3 separate regions of the Homo sapiens genome follow, and all the other regions are linked to region 1. A link is a contact called in ENCODE Hi-C or POLR2A ChIA-PET data. All regions are on one chromosome and are shown on one strand. Each heading gives the region's core, a stretch centred on a gene start or an enhancer-like site at or near the end of the contact. The rest is flanking DNA. Distances are from core to core; before and after follow the strand shown.

Region 1 (2,922 bases), core at 136-2,635:
TAAGCCCCAAAGTGATTTTAGCCAAGAGGAAGTAACGTATCTAATAAATAATGTGGAGTTTGTGTATTCATCCACCAAATAATAATTATCATCACTAAAAATGTGACTAGAGATGCCACATCCACTTCTCCATTGAGGTAAATTTCTAACAGACAAAGCCAAGTGAAATTTGATGTCCGTATAAGCTGCTTTGACCTCGTTGTTTCTGACTTTCATTACAGATGAATTTTCATTTGTAATTTTGTTGTTGTTTTTTGGTTTCCTTGGTACTTTGATTTGTTTGGGCAAAAACTCAGTGAATCTGTAGTGATTTAGGAGACAGTTTAATCAACACAAGTGCCCATGTTTCAGACTCAGACATGCAGGTGATATTTATTCTGGGTAATTTTGGGGGATCTACACCTTTTGTTTATTCTAAGATGACGAAGCTGCATTATTATTTTATATGTAACATGCACTCATTGTAAAAAAGTTGCAACGATAGACAAAATTATAAAGAGTGGATTGTAATAAGAAAAAATTCTGAGTACATGGCAGGATCCATATACTATGTGTATTCTTGCCTTATTTTATTGGGACAACAATGAAAATAGGCCAATAGTTTATCACATGAAGAGCCAGCCTTCACAAATACAGCTCTGTGGAATTGTATCTGAGCATAAAAACACTCTTTATTTAATTATTATTAATATAACAATTACCAATAACCTTTATATCTATCTATTTACTTATTTATCTTTTCCTGTGGTGGGGGGTTCAAAGGTTTCTGGGAGTGATCAGGATGCCCAAACTTCCTCTAACTTTAAAATTTTAATAAGTAAATGAAGAAAGCTCCATGTTTTCCTCCTAGAGTTTAATTAGCTACTAATATAAGTTGCTTAGCCCAGGATCTATCCTATGGTGGTAGGTGTTCATTATGTTTAGCTAAAATTTCCATCACCATTATCATCTTTGTCATCATTACTGCCATCACTACCACAACCAACAACATTACAATCACCACCACTGTCATCATCACCATTGTCATCATCCTTTAATACTAGGCTTGAGGAAGCTAAAGGGAGCCAAATGTACATTTATGTCTTATGTAACATTAATGTTACTTGTCTTATTCCTAATGCCTCATCTTAAATGTAAAGAAAGTAAGAAGACCCAGAGATAGTTAACTTTGTCGTCTCTTGACTCCCAGGATCAAAAATAGTTGTTGCTGCAGTGTTTGGAATAAAAAAGCTTAAAAGACCTTGTATACAAAAGTGGTTCGTACTGCCTTCTCTCGTGAATTCATGCCAGCAGATATTTTTATTCTGGTAGGAAGTAACTAAAAGCTTTGTTCAACCCTGGTCTGCCAGCCTCTGTAACGCACGTCTGACAAATATGTGTGACTCTGTGAGAAAGTTTGGTTCTCCCCCTGGTGGCAAAAGGAAAAACTAACACTAGTGCTCCTTATGGGAGTGTATTGATAGGGTACGAGATATGTAAATACAGCTTTACCCTTTTCACCAGTGTTGCCTGAGATTTTTATCTCAGCCCCCTTGGTTACTTTTGTTCTTTGGACAACAACTGGTTTATATCTTCTATGGTCGTTGGGATGAAAGGGATTTGACAAACTGACAAAGCATTTTGCTTCAGAAACCACTTGAAAAACACATCTATGTTTCAAATAAAGATTATTTCAGGATCATAAAAATATGCTCGGTGTATTAGCCATGGAACTAGATTTTAAGCTTCATGATCATAGAGATAGATATTGGGTTTATTTTATTGTTATTGCCTCTGAACTGAGAAAAGACTCTAGAATTCTAAATATAACGCACACACTTGAACTAAGTAGACGGAAACTTACCCTTCTAGGTAGGTAACTCTGCTTACCTTCCAAACAGAGTTTGGATGATATTGCCTCATAGAAAGATTTTTTGATACAATACTCAGGAACCGCTATGGACTGCTGCTTTGGGGCCAGGCCCCATGCCACTTGATTAAATACATCCTCACTTAACCTGTCCCTACAACAACTCTGTGAGGGAGGCATACTCATACCGAAGCTTTAGCCATGTGGACACTGCTCCCCTGAACCACATGCGTAGTCAAATGGTTAGGGCAGATTTCAGCTCATGTCTCTTTTATTCAGAACCCATCCTTTAAGCCAGTAGTTCTCAATGGGGGTGATTTGACTCCCAGAGGACACTTGGCAATGTCTGGAAACATTTTTGGTTGTCATACCTGGAGAGGTGCTACTAGTCGGTAGAGGCCAAGGATGCTCCTCAACATCCTGTAATGCACAGTGCAGCCCCCACAACAGAGAATTACTTGGTCCAGATGTCAGTAGTGCCAAAGCTGAGAAACTGTACTCCTAACCAGTGCTACTCAAAATGTATTCCACGGAACAGCAGCATCTGCAACACGTGGGAGCTTGTTAGAAATGCAGAATCACGAGCCCTGTCCCAGACCCAGTGAACCAGAAACTCCATGGTTGGAGCTCAGGAACGTGTGTTTCTACAAGCCCCCAAGTTCTTCTTGCACACTCAAGGGAGAGAAGCTCTGCTCTAAAACAACAGATCATTCTGTGTCTATTGAGCTAGACACAATCGTATGGTTTCCTCACCACTTTCAGTGTTCCGTTGTCGCATAGAAGTATCTCCTCAAGCATCTAAAAGGGGAAAGTCTGGCGTACACTAGGAACAAATGTGACTCATGGGGAAATCAGTGCAATTACAAATCCAGGAACCACACCCAGCTGAAAATCTAGGAAGGTTCTTTTTCTCTTATTTTCTCTACTTAAGAAGGGAAGTCTCGGAGACTTAGTCTAGGTTCAAAAGATGTCAACATATACACAGGCTTGGTTTGGGGTTTGATTATCTAAAATTAAACCTTAAATTGAATTAGGTAAAACCCATTTTGGAGAGCCACAGAATTCTAAATTAG
Region 2 (2,922 bases), core at 221-2,720, 40 kb after region 1:
TTAAGTAATTAAAATATTTGGCAGAAGTGGCTAAATAATGTTAGATTCAAGTATGGAATCTGAAGCCCATTTCAGGTATTTCAAGAACAAGTCAATTATTCATCCAGTCTATCAGCCAAAGACACTTGACAGAGAGCAGTGACATGGTGTTTTGTAAAAGGCATTTCCATAGTACTAGTGCTCTCATTTTGTTGTCATCCAGTAGAAAGAAGTGTACACATTTGTGAAGAAATGCATGAGGTAATAAAACTATTTAAAAATCCACATTTTCTCAATTTAGATGGACTTTTCTTAAACTAGTATAAAGTTAGGTGTTACCATATATTTTGTAGGCATAAAAATCTAAACCTCAAAGTGGCAGAATTCAAGAGTACCCATCCCTTATTTTCTACAGGAGTTCATCTGAATCCCTTGATAGTAAAGATTTTCTTTCTTTCTAGAACCTGACATAATTCCTAGTACATACCAAGTGATAATGACACTTTCATTGAATTTACTTAAATAGCTATATGAGAGGTCCATGTATTTCTATATTTCATGAATTTCAAATTATATATTTCAGTCCCATTTAAAGTTAGGATCTTTATAAAGAAAATCCTGAAGAGGATCCAGACTATAGCGTCCAATGTGCAAATTTTTAATTGTGAGCTAGAGATTGAGAATAAAGGAAAGTTATTGGAAAATTTTCCAAGAACTAAGCCTTTCTGTTGTGCTGGTATTGATGATATATGTGTCAGTCAGCAATAAGACTACCAAAGGTGAACTAAATAATCCGGTGCCATAAAATGTCTTATAAAACTTAAGCTGCTAAGAAAATCTAAGGATTAAAAAATGTACCTATTCGCATACTTCTGCTGTTGTGTGTTTAAGAGCAAACTGAGAGGTTGCTATGGCATTACTTATGCGTGCATGGCAACAGAGCGAACTTAGTGATTCAGCTTGATAAAAGAGGAAATTAGCTCACCATTTCCCCTTTCCCCAAATCAGAGTCAGATATCCAAATATTTCATTTTGAAATGGTATATCCATCAACACGTTCTAATGGATGAAAGTCAGTGGGGGTGGGGGTGGGGGAAATGTCATAAGGTGAAATTCGTATGTCATGTGCTTACTTTAGGGAATGCAACTTGTGTCTAAACAGTCTATTCATATCTCTGCATCCTTCTTTCCCCCTGATAGGATGGGGTTTCTCAGTGGCATCTGTTGGGTGAATATACGATGATGAGTAACACTTTGGCAAAAGACAGCAATTTATCAGCCCGTATAACTTTGTTCTAATGGAAGTGGATCATCCCAGAATTTGAGAAAGAAACATTGTTCAGCTGTGAAACTCCAATTCCCTGTGTGTAACAGCCCTCCAGGGAAGGAGTAGATTTTGTCAGCATAATATGTGAAGTTTAGTCATTATCAACTGCACAAAGCAGAGGTCAGGCGTGGGCGTACATGTGGGAGGCACTATTATGAAATCAACCCACAGCCACTGCCCTGCTGGGGTGATCCAATACAAACAGAGCCAAATGTCATGAATAAATGCTGACATTTTATCACATGATTAGTTTAAATATTATTTTACTACTGTGCTTTTTCTTGTATTATTTATCTTTCACATCTTTATTTTGTTTCCGGTTTCCTTTCTTTAAACTGATAAATGAAAAATAGGGAAGTATGTTTTGAGTCAGTACTTTGACCATGAACACAGGAAGTTAACTGAACCCTCCACCACCAGAACAACAACAACAAAAAAACTCTAAACCTGTGAATCTTGGAATCTTAGATTTGTTCTGGGTTGACATGGGTTTTGGAATCATAATTTTATTAATTTATTTTTTAATTTACATAGAGTAAAATTGACCTTCTGGAGGGTATGGTTCTATCAGTTTTGACAAATACATAAAGTTGTGTAGCCAACATCACAATTGTGATACAGAAGAATTCTATATATACCACCCCCCACCCCCACCCCCACCACCAAATCTCTTCCTTCTGCCTTTTCGTAGTCAACCCCTCTTTTCACCCTCAGGCTCTGGCAACCATTGATCTGTTGGAACTGTATTAATCTGACCGTTTTTCTCCACTCTGTCCATTCATGCAACAACCGTTTATTGATAATCTATGCTGAGCTCCATTTTAGGTGCTAGGGATGAAATGGTGAACAAGACTGACATAGAAGTTTCTATCTGGAAACAAGATAATGAACAGTAGTAAATCAGTAATTCCAAATTGTGGCAAATGCTGTGTAAAGAACAGAAATATTTCTGTGACAACAGATATCTGAAGGCGAAATCTTTTTTTTTTTTTAGACGGAGTCTCACTCTTTCTCCCAGGCTGGAGTGCAGTGGCGCGATCTCGGCTCACTGCAAGCTCCGCTTCCCGGGTTCACGCCATTCTCCTGCCTCAGCCTCCCGAGTAGCTGGGACTACAGGCGCCCGCCACTACGCCCGGCTAATTTTTTATATTTTTAGTAGAGACGGGGTTTCACCGTGTTAGCCAGGATGGTCTCCATCTCCTGACCTCATGATCCACCCGCCTCGGCCTCCCAAACTGCTGGGATTACAGGCGCGAGCCACTGCACCCGGCCGAAATCTATTTTAGACACTGTTAAGAAGGTTACTCTGAGAAGGCAGCATGTAATCTGAGGACTGGAGGAGGAGAAGAAGCCAGCTGTGTGAGGTGTGGGTGGGGACACATGGGGTAATCATTCCAGGCGGAGGGAACAGTATGTACAAAAGAGAGTTGGGAGTCTAGTGAGTGAAGGGAGCAATGCCATGAGGTGCTGTAGATAGATAGGCAGAGCTTCACTAAGGTGTATGTACTTCATTGCATTGCAGTGAGAAGCCATTGAATTAGGATGGGGCTCTAATGGGGATGGTTTGATTGATGTTTTGAGCTCTGTGTAGAAAATCTGTGGTAGACCAGCAAGAA
Region 3 (2,922 bases), core at 109-2,608, 42 kb before region 1:
AAAGTATAATACAACTGTCTTCTTGCTTTATCATCACACACAGAAAATAATGTGTGTTAGCAGCTAATGTTCTCCTCAAAAAATTTCCTCCTACAGTTTTCCCACGTTCAGATTATGGTGACTCCGTCCTTCCAGCTGGGTGTTGTCCTTGATGCCTTTTGGTGACTGAATCAGATTTACATTTTGAAATGATCCCAGTATGGAGTGAGGATGAGGAGGAGCTAGAGTGCATCCTGGTATTTGGGCCTGGGAGAGATTCGAGAAGATGACTGATGCTAGGGTGGCAGCTGGGTAGGAGGTTGAGAGCAGTTGGCATATTGGAGAGATGCTTAGAACATAGAACCTGTCAGACTTAGTTTGGATGGGATAAAGAGGTGATAGAGTATGAAGGATGAGGATGACATGAATGAATCAATGATTTTCTGGCAGCATTTCTAGAGAAGCTCTTGAAGTTTATATAATAAGCAAATAGTCATAATGATATTTCCCTCCTTGTTACTGTCTTATACAGATTGCAAAATATTTGAACACAGTCTAGGTCAATTTCAGTCTGAAATCCAATTGCTGCCTTATGCAGGTTTTCTGTTTCCTGATTGAAGAAATCTAAGCTCAGAACAGTAGAATTCAAGGCAGCACATGTGTCGCTGCTGACAGAACTGAGAGCTTTATCCAGGTGCCCTGATCCTGCAGTGCTCTTCTGAGTCATTTAGACAATGAGGATAGTCGAACCTAATCATCCCTCTGCGATCCACTTTGCCACAGTAATAAACCAACAACCAAATGTTGGACCTTCAGTGACTTAATGTGACTATCTGTATTGTCAAATTGCATGGCCAAATAGCTTTTAAATTTGACTAGTGTAGACAAAAACTAAAAATTTAAGTATCCATTAAGTTCAATGCAATATCTTTATGTCTTTCTGAAAGACACTAAAAAAAATCTGGATTAAAAGCTTGGCCTTGTGACTTACTGGGGACCTTAGGAGGCTCAAGCTCTTCTCTCCTGGTGCCCCAACCTGTCTTTACCCTCAAGTGGGGCAGAGAAAAGCAAATCAGTGTCCATTATACAGTCACCATCAGGAATCCCTGGACTGACATCATTCATTTCTCTCTCGCTGGCAGGTTGAAAACTTGCTGGGAGTAGTACTATGTGTGTCTTGTCCCTGCTGTCACCTGGACACCTAGCAGAGTGCTGGAAGCACAGTAGGTGCTCAGTAGAAATGTGTTGAATGACTTCATGAATCTAGTAGTTGAGACCTAGTTTTTGAGGTCCTAAGCTGCTCATTCTCCTTCCTTGTACTGGTCTAGTCTGAGCTCCTCTGCTGCTGATGTCACTTCCTGTTTGGTGTGGTCACTGCACCATCTGTGCTTTTGACCACAGCCTTGTAATCAGATGCTGACTCTGCCCTTGCTCCAGTTAACCCCTTCCTAAGGAACTCACCAGAAGTGCCAAGCTGCTTACCCTGACAGAGAACCTGTTTTCACATAGAATGGAAACTATGAAAGTTTCCACGTTTGTTCTCTATGAACATTCAATTTTCAAAGACTTTGAAGTCATTAAGTTTGCTTAATAATTGAGTGGTATTGAATACAGGATACTCTCTGGTAATTCTGAAGATGCCCAGAACTGGGCGCCGTTGCAGGCCTATGCTGATATGAATCAGTTATCATCCATCGGTGCTAACAGTGTAGACATCTTAGGAAACTCAGCAGAACTTATACTGACCTGTGGCATGGCCCAGAACTTACTTTTATAAAACCATTTTTATATTACTCTGGTTGTCATTTGTCTCCTCATAAAAGCAAAATTTTTTCAACTTACAAATATGTGAGAGATTATTGAATCCTCTTAATTGACACCTCTACTAATTGTAGATACCTTTTCTACTCCCACCCCCAACCTGGCATGCTTACTTTTCTGCTGCATGCAGAAATTTTCCTGGATGAGGCCTCTTTGGTGTGGAAGCCCCATCATCTTAGGAAGCTACATCTCCCCTCCTTCAAACCACTCATTAAGTACCACTACTAATTGATAAAAAATCAGATTCCTGTTGGATGTTGCATAGCAGACATCTCTGCCAATCATTTGAAAACAATTACCACCCTTTGCCTAGTCCTTTCTGGTGATGAACTTTTATTATTTACTTTTCCTGTTCCCACATTGTGATAACCCTGGACCACACACACATGACTCTCAACTTGGTTGTGAAATTATTGTCCAGTCATACAAAGTCTTCATTGGGTTCTTGATTCCTCACTTCCCTGTCACCTGTTTCATTCTCAGACTTTCCCATCTCAGTGAGTGGTTGGCTGTCCCTATGGCCAGTGCAATCTTTTTAAAAGGTAATGAAATAGTGACATTTCAGTGCTTAAGCTCTTTGGTTGGTTTCCATTCCACTTAGAATAATAGCTTCATCCATGACCTTGACCTTCCAAGTGCTCCTTACATGGTCTTCTCTGCCTCATACCACACCCCACTCCACAAGCTTATCATTGCCTGGCCACATCTGTGCCCTTTCTGTTCCTCAAATGCGACCAGTTCTTTTCTGCCCCAAGCCTTTGTACTTGCTGTCCCTTCTGCCTGGAATGTCCTCTGTGTGATAGGCTTTTTTTTTTTACATCCTTCAAATTGCAGGAAAAATGTCGCCTTTCCTGACTGCTTTCTCTGAAGTGTTTCTGAGCCCACTCAGTTACCCTGGATCATATCACACTAGCCACTTCCCTCATTGTTCACATCACCACTTGGTATTATATTATATATTCATTGTTTGTCTGTCTCCTCTGACTAGTGTGTAAGTTTATTCAGGGCAAGGACCCAATGATCCTTTCCCACTGTCTTTCCACTGCCTTAGAGCAGGTCCTGGCACAGGGTAGGCATACAATAAATATTTATGAGAACATGAATCTGGCTGCCTGTGTATTT

The links. Hi-C counts contacts between places; a loop is a spot of excess contacts on that map. ChIA-PET counts read pairs that join two places held with the same protein, here RNA polymerase II (POLR2A). Pooled maps may share reads with other maps.
Region 2: a loop to region 1 is called in a map of B cell, with 3 times the contacts of the local background. The contact joins two enhancer-like sites. A Hi-C loop is called at or near these places in 4 of 168 maps with a recorded cell type or tissue (B cell, K562, MCF 10A and 1 more) and 1 of 50 pooled maps.
Region 3: a loop to region 1 is called in a map of prostate gland, with 2.5 times the contacts of the local background. The contact joins two enhancer-like sites. A Hi-C loop is called at or near these places in 10 of 168 maps with a recorded cell type or tissue (GM12878, K562, PC-3 and 7 more), 14 of 37 single-sample maps with no recorded cell type and 15 of 50 pooled maps. POLR2A ChIA-PET finds 5 or more read pairs at or near these places in 3 of 52 experiments (A673, K562 and MCF 10A).

The regions. Positions count from the first base shown.
Region 1 is chrX:11,380,139-11,383,060 of GRCh38, reverse strand. The region is part of intron 1 of ARHGAP6 (Rho GTPase activating protein 6); the gene reads left to right. Among named protein-coding and RNA genes, the nearest start is that of MIR548AX, 63 kb to the right of the region's middle. Within about 2 kb of position 1,385, at least 3 of the 41 ENCODE cell types and tissues checked have a DNase peak (open chromatin) inside an H3K27ac peak, as active enhancers do; they include prostate gland, where a contact is called at or near this core.
Region 2 is chrX:11,340,104-11,343,025 of GRCh38, reverse strand. The region is part of intron 1 of ARHGAP6 (Rho GTPase activating protein 6); the gene reads left to right. Among named protein-coding and RNA genes, the nearest start is that of MIR548AX, 23 kb to the right of the region's middle. Within about 2 kb of position 1,470, at least 16 of the 41 ENCODE cell types and tissues checked have a DNase peak (open chromatin) inside an H3K27ac peak, as active enhancers do.
Region 3 is chrX:11,421,952-11,424,873 of GRCh38, reverse strand. The region is part of intron 1 of ARHGAP6 (Rho GTPase activating protein 6); the gene reads left to right. It overlaps LOC124905246 (a long non-coding RNA gene), which reads right to left. Exons shown (of 2, transcript XR_007068392.1): 1 at 1-2,922. Among named protein-coding and RNA genes, the nearest start is that of MIR548AX, 100 kb to the right of the region's middle. Within about 2 kb of position 1,358, at least 4 of the 41 ENCODE cell types and tissues checked have a DNase peak (open chromatin) inside an H3K27ac peak, as active enhancers do; they include prostate gland, where a contact is called at or near this core.